Linked DNA regions of Mus musculus: region 1 is linked to region 2. A link is a loop called in an ENCODE intact Hi-C map of the cell type or tissue named here. Cell type or tissue: left cerebral cortex. All regions are shown on one strand. Links, peaks and the distances in the headings refer to the core of each region. The heading gives the core; the rest is flanking DNA.

Region 1 (7,583 bases), core at 1,325-6,324, 100 kb before region 2:
AATATAAAAATACTTTATTCCTAATTACAAGTGAAATTACAGAGGTGCTTAAAAATCATGGCTCAAGAGTCTAGACAAGTGGATCAGTGGTTAAGACTGGCTGTACTTACATAAGACCCAGGTTCAATTCCCAGAACCCACGTGGCAGCTTAACAACCATCCGTACCTCTAGTTCCAGGGGATCCAGTTCCGTGTACTGGCCTCCAAGAGCATCAGGCGTGCGTAAATATGCATGCATAAATGCAGACAAGACACTCATGCACATAAAAAATAAATTTAAAAATATATATCATGACTGATTATTTGCATAGCTTTGCCTCATTTAATAGGTTTTTCTTTTGCAAACACTACCTGTGGATGACAGCTTTCACCTCTAACTGTACTTATCAGAACAGAATTGGGCAAATAGTTAATACATTTTCTATTTAGTATTTCTAGTAACAGTTCATATTTCAGGATTTGTAAATGTTTCAAACAAATAGTAAAATAGAAAGAGCAGGGAGCCTGTTCTTAGAAGCTGATCACAGAGTGCTAACGTGCTCGCCACACGGAATCTCGTTCTTCTTAAGAGAGTTGTGTGCTGAATGCCCGTGTGATTGCAGGGGCACTTGCTGTGTCTTACAGCGTGTAATCCGGTGAGAACTTATAAAGGTCACCTGGATGGCAGAAAGCAGATATTCTGCAAAATCAGTTATTTCCATGCCAGGTGCAGTCAACTTACTGGAAAATGCTGTAGCTCGTAACATGAGCTCACCGCAAAGGAGAGGTGAAGTAGGAGACTTTAATAGAAGGCTGTTCATTTTTTGAGGTAGCATAACTGAGCCTTGCTTGGTGTGACCATAACACTGTCTTTCTATTACTTTAGAGTTACAGCCTTATAAATATGCAGGATATCCCATGCTAATTAGGACCATAACAATGGAGACTTCAGATGACCTCCTCTTCTCAAAAGAATCACCACTGTTGCCTGCGGCTGCAGAGCTGGCTTTCCACACAGTCAACTGCTCAGCCCTCAACGCTGAAGAGCTCAGGAGAGAGAATGGCTTAGAGGTAATAGACTTTCCACCGGCCGATCTGTACGCTTGGCCAGGCACATTAAGTGGCTTTTGACAATACACAGTCTCAGTACAAATGAATTTAGTGCAGTTTTTCCTTTTCCTTTATCCCAGCAGATAGCATAGCATCATAGTCTCTGTATTCTAGGCAGAGAGTACTGAGTTCACAGGCGGTAAAGAGAATGTTGAATATAAAGTAGTGCCTGGGAATGCTTTTAATAGGCAGCAAAGCCCTGAGGCCCCTTTTTACCTGCTTATTTAACAGATGTCAATTAAGTTCGTGTTTAATTACCAAATGGGTAACATTAAAAGGTTATGTGCTCTTATTCCTGCTAGAAAAGGTTTTTTTACCCTTCAAGTCAAACGGAGAATTAATGGCATACTTCCTTCTTGACAGGTATTACAGGAGGCATTTAGTCGCTGTGTGGCTGTCCTGAATCGCTCCAGTAAGCCAAGTGACATGTCAGTGCAGGTAAGGCTAAGGAACCTCCATGATAGATGGGCACTTGGGATATCAGCTGGGGTTCTTAAAACACAGGCCACTCCCACCCTACTGAGTCTCTCACCCTAGGGTGGGCTGCGGGTGTGATTCAGGCAGGTTTGCAGCAGGAACCGTAACTGTCCTTGCTGCAGTCACCTTCCTCCTTTTAAAGAAGGTGGGGTGCAGCGTGTTGACCCACAGGCTCCCTTCAGCAGTCAGCAGCTTCACACGCTCACCCATCTGTCATTCTTGGCTCACTCACCTCTGCACTTCCCAGTGCCCCCCCCTCCCCTGGTCCTCCAAGTACACTAACTGGCTGTTGTTTGTGGAGGCTGAGAGAGCTTGGTTCTTTGGTAGAAAACCCACTATGACTTCACAGAGCATGGCTTCTGTGTGGCCCTTCATTTCTCTAGGCTAAGAGTATAAATCAGTTGAGACTGGCTTTGAGTTGCAGCTGCTATGGTAAAGTGGCTTATGTGAGAAGAATTTACAGTATCGTGCCCTGCTAATAAATGCACAAAAACATCTTAACTAAGAATCTCATGAACTCTTAGAATAAAGTTGAGTAAGCATATAAGGTATTAGGTTTTCATTCTCTGGCATATAATCCATTGTAGTTTATTGGTTTTTTAATAACACTTTTAACATTTTTAAAGAACAAAAGTATTCTTGGCTCAATGGTGGCACAAAAACAGGCTGTGATGTGTTTGTCCGTGGTATGCTGACTTCTGCACCTATAAGAAATCTTAAGATTACTGCTAATTTAGTCAAAATGTCCTGGTAATATTAGAGCATCACATATAATATTAAGCATCGTCTCCCATCTGTGCTGATGTGTCTTGTTGAGTCTTACATAAGGACTGCGTATGTGACTGCTTCTGTCTCTTGTGCTATCTGCAGGTGTGTGGACACATAAGCAGATGCTACAGTGTGGCTGCCCAGTTTGAAGAGTGCCGGGAGAAGATCACAGAAATGCCTGGCATCATCAAGGACCTCTGCCGGGTGCTGTATTTTGGCAAGGTAGAGCTCATACCTGTCACCTGTTCCCTCTGGATACAGTCATCAAGGGTTTTCTTTCAAACAGCCAGTGCTTGAGTTACAGCCATGTGCTTACCTAAGATCATTTTTAAGTAAATCACTGGTATCTCTAAGTATTCTTGTAGGGACATTGCTGTACATGATCGGGTTTGTTCCTATCCTGGCACACAAAAGGTAACACTGGAGTGACATAGCTAGAAGAAATGAGTCAGACTTAACTTGAAGAAGAACAGAGAGGATGGGACTCCAATCTAAAAGGGCAGGACTTTGTAAAGCCTGTGGTCCAGTCACTGCTGACTGTAAAGGCTTCCAAGATCTGAGACCATGCTGATTCCCTGGAAACTCCCGAGAAGCCAGCTCTGAAGCTGCTATGGCTGACTGGGAAGAGAGATGTCGGCTGCGTTGAGTAGAAGGGGTGGAGGCACAGATCTTGGAATGAGGCAGCTGGGACTGGGGAACTTGATCAGAGTTCCTCAGCTGCTTCTGTTTGATGCCTGCAGGTTTAATAGGAACAAGGATGCTGATGTTGTGTTACACAACCTCTGGTTGTGTTAACAGTGCTGCTGTTGATGCTTTATTGCATTTAAATGGAAGTCAAGAAAGTGGATTGTCTGCGTCTTTGCACACTATGAGATGTTTTGTACAAAGAGACAGCTAGTTGGGCTGTGCCTGTTGCTGGTTTTCCTTGGCAGTGTTTTCACCCCGCAAGTCAGTTCTTTCTTCTCCTTGCAGTGTATCCCACGGGTGGCCGCCCTCGCAGTAGAATGTGTCAGCTCTTTCGCTGTGGATTTCTGGCTACAGACACATCTATTTCAGGCTGGAATTTTGTGGTATCTGCTTGTTTATCTGTTTAACTATGACTATACATTGGAAGAGAGTGGCATTCAGAAAAATGAAGAAACAAACCAGCAGGTAACTTTAGCCCAAACCCAAATAGACTTTTAGTAAGTCATTGGGAAGCAAAGCTTGAGCCATTCAGAGATGCTGTGTTTGAAGGTGGCTGTTGACGGCTTCTGACCTCAGAGTCACTGCACAGCCCAGACTGTCCTCCTTTCTGCCTCCAGCTCTCCAGTGCAGGGGTTACAGCTACTCACTACCATACCCAACACTTTTGCTCTGAACCACTTGTGCTTGAGGGACGGGAATCTAAGGAACAGAGATGATAGAATATTTTCTGTTACTCGAGTCAATTTTATGATTTCAGAATTATTTATGTACTTTATATAATGGGGAGATATAATAATATATCAAGGTGTTGGGACTAGCTCTCCACAACACCACTGTACTTGTCTGATTTTTGTAGTTGTTTTTGTTTTGTTTTTTTTTTTATCTTTTTTTATTTCTAGGTTTATATTTATAGTCATTCATAGTTCATATTTCCATCATGTGAATCTAGCAGTTAGGCCTACCTTACTATCTGTCTTAGTTAGGCTTTTACTGCTGTGCACAGACATCATAACCAAGACAACTCATATAGAAGACAACATTTAATCCCGGCTGACTTACAGGTTTAGAGGTTCAGTACATTATCAACAAGGCGGGAGCATGGCAGCATCCAGGCAGGCATGGTGCAGGAGGAGTTGAGAGTTCTACATCTTCATCTGAAGGCTGCTAGAATACTGACTTCTAAGCAGCTAGGATGAGGGTCTTAAAGCCCACACCCACAGTGACACACCTACTCCAACAAGGCTATACCTTCTAATTGTGCCACTCCCTAGGCTGAGTATATACACGAACCGTAACACTATCTCTTCCTCTTTGTCCTGCTCTCAAGTGATTCTGTAAGACACGTAAGACACTGCACTGGGTACAGATGAACATGTTGGTGCTAAGGGGTTTCCCTATCTGAAAACAAATTAAAACTCAAATGCGCCGGTCTGTGAGGCTGATCTGATACTCCTGTGCTGGCTGTTTCCAGTTTGATCATTAAAATGTTTCTGTTGTGTCACTAATGTAAGGAGACATATGGACATACTTTAATGTCTTTTTTTTTTTTTTTTTTTTGTAACAGGAAGTAGCCAACAGTCTTGCCAAACTCAGTGTCCATGCTCTGAGTCGCCTTGGTGGGTATTTGTCTGAAGACCAAGCAACCCCAGAAAATCCAACTGTAAGGAAGAGTTTAGCTGGCATGCTGACACCCTACATTGCTCGAAAGCTAGCTGTAGCTAGTGCTACTGAGGTATGGACTAGCGCTAGCCTGGGTTTGTGACTTGTGAAAGTCCTTTAAGTAGTAAAGGACCAGGACAATCCCTATTGCTCTAAGAAACTTGAGAATTGAACGTTCACATGCTTGTTCTCTCGGCTAAGAAGACGAGTGTATTGAGGGTTTAGAGCAGTGACCACACACCTCAGTCTCACCTCTGGGTGGAGAATTAGCTTCCTGTTTCTCTCTTTTTAAAAAAAGATTACTTATTTTATGCATATGAATACACTACCATTGCTCTCTTCAGACATACCAGAAGAGAGCACCATACCCCATTACAGATAGTTGTGAGCCACCATGTGGTTGCTGGGAATTGAACTCAGGACCTCTGGAAGAGCAGTCAGTGCTCTTAACCACTGAGCCATCTCTCCAGTCCTTCTTTGTTTCTCAGTAACAGAGCCTACCACAATTCTTACCAACCATGTGTCACAAAGAACTCAGACAAGAGAATGGGTTTGCAGTGATGTTTCCAGTCAGGGACCAAGTTTGTTTAGATGTCTCTTATAAGTCATAGATTATTCTTACTGCTACATAAATGTATTTATACATCAGTATTTATGCATATTTCAAGATGAAAATCAGCACTACTTCAGCGACCTCACAACATGTGTGTCTTTTTGTGAGGGCATTGGGAAGCAACCTAGGAAAACAGCATTGAAGAATTAAACTATAAAGCTACACTAAGTACGTGCTGAGTGCTTTAGGTAAGAGAAGCTTCAAGATTTTAAAAGGTTTAATGCAGCACTTAGGTGGTTCATAAAGAAAGATTATGTAGAGGCCCACCTTGGCTCAAAATGAGACCTGTCTCAAAAATAAAACAACAAAGATATTAAGTGAACAGGTCAGACCCCATGTTTGGTGTCAAAAAACTAATGGTGGTGGATTCACACCAGATGTTAGCAGTGCTCATCCTGGGAGCACACAACAGAGGGCTGGTTTTTCTTTTTTCTTTTTTTGTTTGTTTTGTTTTGTTTTGTTTTCCTTCTGTATTTTTGTTGTCTAATACTTTTATAAGAAAAAAGTCCTCTGGCTTCTAAAATTCCAAGTATGTGTAGAGTTTAAGCCCTCACTTATTTTGTTGTATATGCTTGTGGTGGTCTATATGGGGATGCAGTTCCCGTAAGGAGGAGTGAGCAGTATTCTCCCCAGATCTTTTACTCTCTAGTTTGATGCTTTTTGCTGACTGCAAATGTCCTCCTCAGAAATACCAGCAAGTTCATGGTTACTGTCTGCAGTCTTAAAATGTTTTATTTCAAAATCGAGTCTTTCTGTAATTTATATCTATATTTAATGAGATATTTATTTTAGACTGCCAGATCTCTGAGTGAGGATTTTTCTAATCATTTCTTTTCCTCAAGTAGGCTATAATCCTTCCCAACTCGTTCCGATAGCTGGGAACCAGACATTAAATATATGAGCCCAAGGGGCCATTCTCATTCAAAACCACCACACATACTCTACTTTCTTCCTGGCCTAGAGCTTTGCAAATGAGGACTAGAAATACTTTTTATTCAGTCACTTGAGATGTGGAATATGGGTTTATCCTTAGAGTTGAAAAGAAACTAAGGGAAGCCCCGTCTACTGGCAGAGGCCCTCAGCTATAGCCTGAGTCAGGGCAGAGGCAGGCAATTCAGGCTGCCACCCCCACTACACTCCATCTTATTTTCCTTTCTTAGGAGTGTGCTTCCTAAGACATAGATTTTGTTTTCAAGTATATGTGTGTGAAAGAAGTATGGTGTGGCCATTTTAGAAATGCTAACTAAATACCTAAGATACTGCATTTTCACGAGCAGAACTAAATCTGGTGAGTTGCCTGAACTAAGGCTCAGATTTCAGCCCCAGGTTCCCATTTACTCACATAAGAGCTGTGACAGTGTCAGCTTTTGAGGCCTTGGTTGTTCTTAACTGCAAGAAGGAGAGCATCAGCAAGCTTGTAAGACTGACAGGGGTACCAGTGAAGTCTGTCCCCTCAGGGCCCTTACTTAACAGTAATCCTGTTTCTCTAGACCCTGAAGATGCTTAACAGCAACACAGAGAGCCCGTATTTGATGTGGAACAACTCTACAAGGGCAGAACTGCTTGAGTTTCTTGAGTCACAACAAGAAAATATGATCAAAAAGGTATGTTAATGTTTTATATTTTCTTAGGTGACTTATTCTGATTGAATGAGTCTTGATGAAGCAGTGTGCTATTCACCAATGAAATGTTTAGTCAACAGCTCTAGCCACCTCTTAGCTGGGCATTTCAAGGATAGGCTAGTGTTGTATGAAGTCGTCCTCTAGGGGACGAGGGATGACTCAGCAGCTGTGAGCACCTACTGCTCCTCAGAGGACCAGATCTGTATTCCTAACCCTATAAGCTGCTCATAGTTCATGGGGGGGGGGGGGGGGTGTGTCTCTGATACATCTGCCTCAAAGTCACCTAGACTCAGCTGTACAAACACACACAGACAGACACACACATGTATTTAAGTCTCTAAAATACTACATTAGGATTTTCTCATTGTCACTACTTCCATAAAGTTAACATCTGTTTACAGTAGTGATGCACTGGGAGACCTGGGCCCTTTGTCAATTTATTTCTTGTAAACCCCCAGTCTGAGTGTACTGAGTGTATGCACGAGCACGCACACACACACACACACACACACACACACACACACACACTATAGTGTGACTGAGCTGGGTGGCCACTGGAGGAGTGAGAACAGCATGTCACAGTCGGCTTTCTCTGCCAGCTCTAGTTCTTGCCTCATCTAGTGTTCTTCTGAGATTGAGGATGAGGCCTGGTAATTAGCAGCAGTAAT
Region 2 (7,583 bases), core at 1,156-6,155:
GACGGGAAAGGCAAGGAGGGAGACTGGAGCACGGTGGGCATCTGCCATGTACCGGCCCGGTCAGTTTAGACCTATGTCAAGGGTGCAGAGGAGAGGCTCCCAGCCTCTCTATATTACTTTCCTGTAATTTTAAATGTAATTTCACTTATGTGTATGTGTGCTTTGCCTGCATATAAGCGGATCACACACATGCACTGCCTGAAGAAGCCAGAAGGGGGCACTGGATTCTCGGGTGCTGGAGAGCAGCCAGTGCTGTTAACTGCTGAGCCATCATCTCTCCACCCTGTTCACGTTAGTCCAGTCAGGGCCATTCCTTCTATGCCTAGCTGTACAGGTTGTTTGGGTGTTATGCTGGCACATAACAATTGCTCTCTTGCTGTTTGTCAGTTATCTTTTCTCTCCATCTGTGGTTTATGCTTGTTAGGAGAAATGTTTCTGGGCACAGAGTTGCTCACAACTGAATGCTTGTTGACATGAATTCTGCCAGCCATGTTATTCCATGAAGCTGGCTCTTTTTTTAAAGGTTCATTTATTTATTTTATGTACATGGGTACACTGTCATTCTCTTATGCACACCAGAAGACGGCATTACAGGTGGTTGTGAGCCACCATGTGGTTTCTGGGAACTGAACTCAGGACTTCTGGAAGAACAGTCAGTGCTCTTACCCCCTGAACCATCTCTGCAGCCTGAAGCTGACATTTAAAGTAGTAGATTGAAGTCTTCTTCAACAAGAGAGACACACAGCAACCTCCAAGTCCTGCTTAAGTGATGACTATGTTACTGTTTAAGATTGGGACCAGGCCCAAAGGCAGAGTCCGGTGCCATAAACTCTGTAGGACTCATCTCCAGAAGCTTTAAGTGGGAGACAGACTGAGCTGTGGGGAAGAACAGAATGATCTGGGCTCCTTCAGGACACTGGGGCAGGTGGGGGACATCTGTCTGCTTCTGGAGCCTCAGGTCAGACCTAGACAGTGTCTGTCTGTCTGTCTGTCTGTCTCTCTCTCTCTCTCTCTCTCTCTCTCTCTCTCTCTCACACACACACACACACACAGACACACACACACACACACACACACACAGCTTGCGGTACCTCTTTGGGGTGGAAAACTATGTTGTCCAGCTTGAAGTCTCCGTGGACCAGGCACTCCTCACTGTCACTATCTGGCAAGTTCTTCATCAGCCACGTGGAGAGCTGGTCCATGGCAGGGATGCTCTGATGGGCTGAGGCCTGGTACTGCTTCGTCCAGGTGGACACCTGGGAAGGGACAGCGGTACAGACAGAACGTTCCGTTGTCCGTGACTCTAAGACCACTTCATCTGTGCCCAAGTCCACCTTACTCCAGAATGCTTAACAAAACAGTGCTCACATGCACCTCCCAGCAGCCTGAAACACTCCTATCAGCCGAAAGCCCCAAACATGCAGGTTTCTCTTCCAGGTTGTGCCATTTTACCTACGTAGGTTTCTATTGGACAAGAAGTAAAAACACTGGCATAGGTGTCAAGAATGGTCCTCACTCAGCCGGGCGTGGTGGCGCACACCTTTAATCCCAGCACTCGGGAGGCAGAGGCAGGCGGATTTCTGAATTCGAGGCCAGCCTGGTCTACAGAGTGAGTTCCAGGACAGCCAGGGCTATACAGAGAAACCCTGTCTCAAAAAAACAAAAAGACAAAAACAAAACAAAACAAAAAAAAACCAAACAACCCCCCCTCCACCAAAAAAAAAACCCCAACCAACCAAACAAAAAGAATGGTCTTCACTCAGTAAGTACTCCATGGAAGACAGAAATGCATACAAACAACCCCTCATACACACGTATACACACCACATGTAGTTTCTCACCCCTCTCTCTCATTGGGCTCTCTCTCTCTCTCTCTCTCTCTCTCTCTCTCTCTCACACACACACACACACACATGTACACACACCACAAGCAGACAATTTCTCCCTGAAAAGGGGGCAATGAAAGCTAGAAAGAGCTTTTCTCACTTAACATCCTTTCCCTCACCCACAGAGTATTTTAAAGATACCATTAAGAGTAAAGCAGACTTTATATTGCTCTTAGAATTAGAAGCAAACAAAATCCCCCTACACGGGTCTCACTGGCTGGGATTTATATACTGTCTAGGAACTTACTTGTGTATTACCGGGTCAGTATAACCTTCATATTCCTCATCTGCAAAATGAGGTTAATACCCGTCTTGTGAGTTCTGCAGAGATTTTTAAATGAGGTAGTCTACAGCTCACTTAGCACTCAATAGCACACATCGAATACTCTACTCTCTCATATCTTCCCACCCCACTCTCAAAGGGCGTACTTATAATAGAATACAGCCCATGAGTGCCTAGTCTTACCTGCATTTGGTTGCAAGGGTCACCATCTCATTATTAATTCTCTATATCAGTTCCTTTCCACATCCAAGCACAGGCATGTATGCCTGTGCCCTAGACATACAGCTCTTGCAATGAGCACTGAACAATTTACTAATAGGTAGTAAACTCAGGGAAATAGACCATTCCCCAGCTTCATGTATATGAGACTCGTGAATGAGCATCTTAAAAACAGCCACAAGCTTCTTTAGGGCAGGAACCTATTTCTTATTTCTTGATATTTAAAAAAGTATCTTGCAAGCATTAAATTGATAAAAGCTTAATAGATTTTTGCTTAGCACAACCTAGAAAGGGAAAACTGAGAAGAAAATCTACTGGTAAACCAAGTGAAAAGCAGAAATGGAAGCCTTTACTAAACAAAAGTTATCTAAAAAATAAAGTTAGTGGGAGAGGAGATGGCTCAGTCAGTAAAGGGCTTGCTGGGCAAGCATGGGGACCTAAGCATGGTCCCCAGAACCCAGACAAAGAGAAAATAAGGAAGGATGGAAGAAAAGAAGACAAAGAAAGCCAGCTAGGCATGGTGGTATATGCCTGGAGTTCTAATAGTGAGGAGTAGAGACAGGAAGAGCCCTCAAGCTCACTGGCCAGTCAGACTGCCTAATCAGAACGCTTCAGGCCAATGAGGTGCCTCACCTAAAAAATGAGGTGGATGGCTCCTGAATATGAAAGCTGAGGCGAATCCCTGGCCTTCATTCCACACCCATGTGCCATACTTGTGTACCTGCAGATACAGGTTCATCCACTCAAAATACACACACACACACACACACACACACCAGCATTATTTCATGCTAAAAAGATATCTGAATACATTACCAAAGAAGATGTTAAGTGGCAAAATTTCAGACAGCCACATAACAAACAGGGCTTGCTTTCACTAGTCATTCATAGTACGTTACTTCTGAGACCATGCAGTACATTCTGACGCAGATGGCTTACCTGCCTTTTGCAGTACCCGACTCCAGTACCGTATTTGTCCAGCTTCAGCGAGCGTATATCCAGAGAATGTAGCCATGCCAGGGTTTCTGCCACAGACACATATATAGCAGCACGTTCTGCTGAGCTAACTCCAGGAATGGAAAAATCACGAAAGATCCGACCCTATCAAAGTGATCACAATGGCCAGTTTTTAAATAGCTGACAGACAAACTCAGCAAACTACAGAGCATGTTAGGCGTAGGCTTGTCTGTGAAATGTGTATGTGGATACATACCAAAGGCAAAATTCAAGGACATGCTAGAAGCAGTTTAAACCTGAAGGTTTTAAACTGCTTGTAACCCACATCTTCAAATTAAAAACAATTTGAATTTGCTCTTAATGGTTTGTTCTTTCTATGTGGAAGGGTGCCTCCCCCCAATAAGAACACACACACATCCCCATCTCCCTGTTTGGCTACAATTGTTGGTAGCTCTTTACTGCCACCTAGAGGGGTATTTAAGAACAAGTTAGCAATATAAAAGCACCAACCAAGTAAGATTGTTAACTTACCTGCACATGTTCCATTACATAAAATTCCGTTCCGATAACTGAAGCATCTCTGCAGTATAGCAGGGGCTTGGCAACAGGAAATCCAATGGAAAACAAGGCTTTCTGGATCTTGAATTCTCTGTCAATCTAAATAGGATTATTAAAATCCAGAAACAGAAATTTAATAACTACATGTGGGCTAACCTTAACTGAGGCTATTGGCTACAACATGTGTCAATATGTAACCCAGAGCTGACAGTAATATTCCCTTAACAGGAGCTTGTTCAGCCATTACAATTACAAAGTAGGCCATCTCTAAAGCATGATCATTTATTTAACTGGGGTAAAAAGATAGGCATTTGCATGAGGCTTACTACTGGCTCTTGTAGCACAAAGGCAACCGCCTGGCTATATTTCACAGGTTTTTGTTAAAGGGCATTTCTGTGTTCTCACAAGTTCCCTGCTTGTTGGCTTCACCTCTCCCTTCGTAGTTCTCAGGAGGCTTAGGATTGAGTTCCTCTAGTCAGATACAGGAGCTGGAGAAGGCAGGCAGTGGTTGTGGGAAGGGGAAATCACCTATTCCTTCTGATCATCAAGAGAGCAGCAAACTTCCAAGGAAGGAGCATGAAGACCCTTATAGGTACATGGTCTGTTCTGGGAACCCAGATAACTGAAGGGAACCAGGTGCCCAGAAGTTGATCTTAAAGCTGGGGCTCAGGAAAGAGAAGAGGAAACCTTATATCCTTGGGTGGGACACCTGCAGACCCAGAAAGGTCCCAAGGCTGTGGCTTACAGCAGAGATGTAATATGGGTGAACAAGGATGATTTGTGCATGTAGAAAGTGCCTGCCACACTGGGGCAGAAGTGACTGACCAGTTCCAGGGAAGGGGAAACATGTTGCTCAGCTTGAGTTCAAAGAGTAATGCAGTCATGGACCAGGGAAGTAATTAACCCAAAGTGGGAACTGTCCATAGCACTGAGGGCTATTGAAAGAGATGTGGCAGGAACTGAGAGCGGATGGCAGGGAGTGTGTGAGTGTGTGTGTGTGTGTGTGTGTGTGTGTGTGTGTGTGTGTCAGGGGAGGGAGGGGCAAAAGGGTTAGGGACAACAGCAAAGCAGGGACACTGCTTTTTAAAACACAGCCTTGGGGAAAGCCGAGGAAGTTCAGACAAGGTGCTCCACATCTATGGAGCTGGACTTAGGCTGAGAGCTTTCTGCGGTGTTCAAGTGGGACATAGTCAGGAGGAGACTCAAAGAGGACTGCTTCTGAGGTAGACATTTCTAGGCAGGGTGGGGGTGGGGTTTGCTTTCAGCCATGCCATGTTGACATTAACAAAAGTTACCCAACTCCTTTTTTGTAAGCATCTAAGTTACTTCATGTTGTCAGGAGTATGATGGAGCCAAGAAAATGAGCATCTGTGTCCCCTGTCACTATGATATCGAACCCGCCCACAGTGGTCTTTCCTGGTGAAGGACTACGAAGCACATGATGCCAGTATCACCCACGTATGCAGAGTACTTAGTACATTTTGCAGGACTTGCATTTATGTCCCTTCCTGCTATCTTGAGATAATTCCTGTTTTTGCAACCAGGAAAATTTAGTTTAAAAAATTGACTGGCAAATCATGTTTGTATGTATTTATGAGGTATAGCACAATAACTTGGTTGACGTATTTATTAGGTAGTGAACAACTCAGAATAATTAGAAAATTTAATCTGTAACAGACATCTTCTTTAATTTTCCCTGATGATTCTAAACCTTAAAGCCTACTGTACAATGACACTCAGGTCTTTCTCTTTTTTTAACCCCTGAATGATTATAAGATGCCCAAGGTAAATACATTAAACTCATCAAGTAAAGACCATCATTATAGACAATGCTCTTGGCATGCAGAGACAAAAAAAAAAAAAAAAAAAAAAAAAAAAAGAAAGAAAAAAGAAAAAGGCAGCTAGAAATGAGTAACAGCGAACATATCCGCAGGGAACAAGGAAGCTCACTGGGATGGGAGTTTAAACACATCTTTGGTCTTCAACTGCAGATCCTTTTTTTTTTTTTTTTTTTTTTTTTTTAAAAAAAAGGACACGCAATCCAAGTGAATTTGTAATTAAAAGTGAAGTGTGCTTGCATTAGTCAGTAACTGCGTGAGGAGGTCTTCAAATGCAGATTCGATTGCTCTTGTGCTTTTCCGAGGCGGTTACCTGTGGTGGAAAAAAGGCTCGCTGCTGCACTTCTGTGTCATACCTTATGTGCTTTGGGAAGAAGAGAGCCGGGTGGTTTCTTCCTGAGAACATAGGCTTGAGATCCTTTCTGGAGAAAGAAGGTTGGGTTTGACTGTCCTGATCTAGGGGGGGAAAAAAAAAGAGTTCACAGGTCAATTATAAACATGTCTCTTTCCTGAAATCCTACTGAAATCTCAGAAAACACAGGAATCCAAAATAAACATCTCAACACTGGGCTGACCACAGGGACCGGTCAGTAGCTTGGGCAGGCTGCCACTCGCAGCTCAGACAATCCCATCTCCTGTGGATTGGATTTCCGATCATTCTGGTTTCCTTGGGTTCTTTGTTCTACAGTCTTCTCTTGCATAAGTTCTTAAGCACTTCTAGCTGCATATAAACGTCTAGTTATTCCTGAAGCCTTTTCTGCAAGTCTCTTCCTCATAGCCTGTCGTAAACCCATCTCAGTCCATCCAGGAGGCTTTCATTCCCGTTTTTCCACTAATGCCCTTTCAAGACCGCTGGCACAAACCTCTGGCCACTCCTTTTCAAACTCCCTTGTATCCTCCTTGCAACGCTTCAACTTCTTAACACTGGGCTGCTGTGGCTGGATTGCTAAACCACCATTTTATTTAGATCCTCTTCACTTCTCTTTTCTCTTATTTCCTTTCCTTTTCCTCCCTTTCCTATTCTCCCTTTCTTCCTTCCTTTCAAAGATTTTACATTATATATATATATATATATATATATATATATATATATATATATGGCTCTATCTACATGTACATCTGTATGTCAGAAGAGGGCATTGGATCCCATTACAGATGGTTGTGAGCCACCATGTAGTTGCTGGGAATGGAACTCAGGATCTCTGGAAGTGTAGTCAGTGCTCCTAACCACTGAGCCATCTCTCCAGTCCCCCTAGATTCTTTTTCTAGGTAAGCTGTTCTGTCTTGTGGCTTCCAACACCTTCTCTGTCAATTGCTTTCAAACCTGTCTAGACCATTTCTCTGCCCCGAATCTATACCCAGCTGGTTACTCTAACACATTCACTCAACTGTCTAGAAACCATATGAAACTTAACAAAACAGAACTTATATATATATATATATATATATATATATACATATATTTAAAAATATTAGTAGCATTTCTTTTCACTACAAGAAAATGTCTTCCAGAAGTAATTTATGGGAGACAGAAAAACACCATTTATTTCGCGCTGAGTTTCAGGGTTTATGGTCTATCTCACGGGAGAGCATGGCACAGTGGCCCAGTCTGTGGTGGCAGGAGATTGCAGTAAGTGCTTCTAACCTCTTGGCAAGTCAGGAAGCATCGTCCCAGCTGGAATCTGAACTGAAGGACATATGACCTTCAAGGCCTGGCCCCTGCAGCCCACTTCTGTGAGCTAGGCTACATGTCACAAAGGTTGTTGTCAGTGGTCTGGGTATCTCCAGGTTTGGGGTATCTTCAAGAAGTCCACATCAGTGTCAAGGCAGCGAGAAGTTTTA

The links. Hi-C counts contacts between places; a loop is a spot of excess contacts. Peaks named below come from ENCODE experiments on the same cell type or tissue, not always from the same donor. Only the 100,000 strongest peaks of a DNase experiment are listed, where the experiment ranks them.
Region 1: it touches region 2 in a loop (2.0-fold over the local background); 4 of 42 quality-filtered maps call a loop at or near these places.

The regions. Positions count from the first base shown.
Region 1 is chr9:104,175,972-104,183,554 of GRCm38, reverse strand. It overlaps Dnajc13 (DnaJ heat shock protein family (Hsp40) member C13), which reads left to right. Exons shown (of 56, transcript NM_001163026.1): 37 at 866-1,050; 38 at 1,453-1,527; 39 at 2,437-2,556; 40 at 3,307-3,486; 41 at 4,586-4,753; 42 at 6,784-6,897. It overlaps Gm46130 (a long non-coding RNA gene), which reads right to left and starts at 1,843. Exons shown (of 5, transcript XR_003948220.1): 1 at 1,622-1,843. In left cerebral cortex, for the core only: no CTCF peak of the experiment used is centred there; DNase peaks (open chromatin) are centred at 3,015 and 3,321; H3K27ac peaks cover 1,255 bases.
Region 2 is chr9:104,072,236-104,079,818 of GRCm38, reverse strand. It overlaps Acad11 (acyl-Coenzyme A dehydrogenase family, member 11), which reads right to left. Exons shown (of 20, transcript NM_175324.4): 2 at 6,098-6,197; 3 at 3,877-4,002; 4 at 3,328-3,489; 5 at 1,092-1,256. Among named protein-coding and RNA genes, the nearest start is that of Acad11, 12 kb to the right of the region's middle. In left cerebral cortex, for the core only: a CTCF peak has its summit at 3,806 (motif pointing left); no DNase peak of the experiment used is centred there.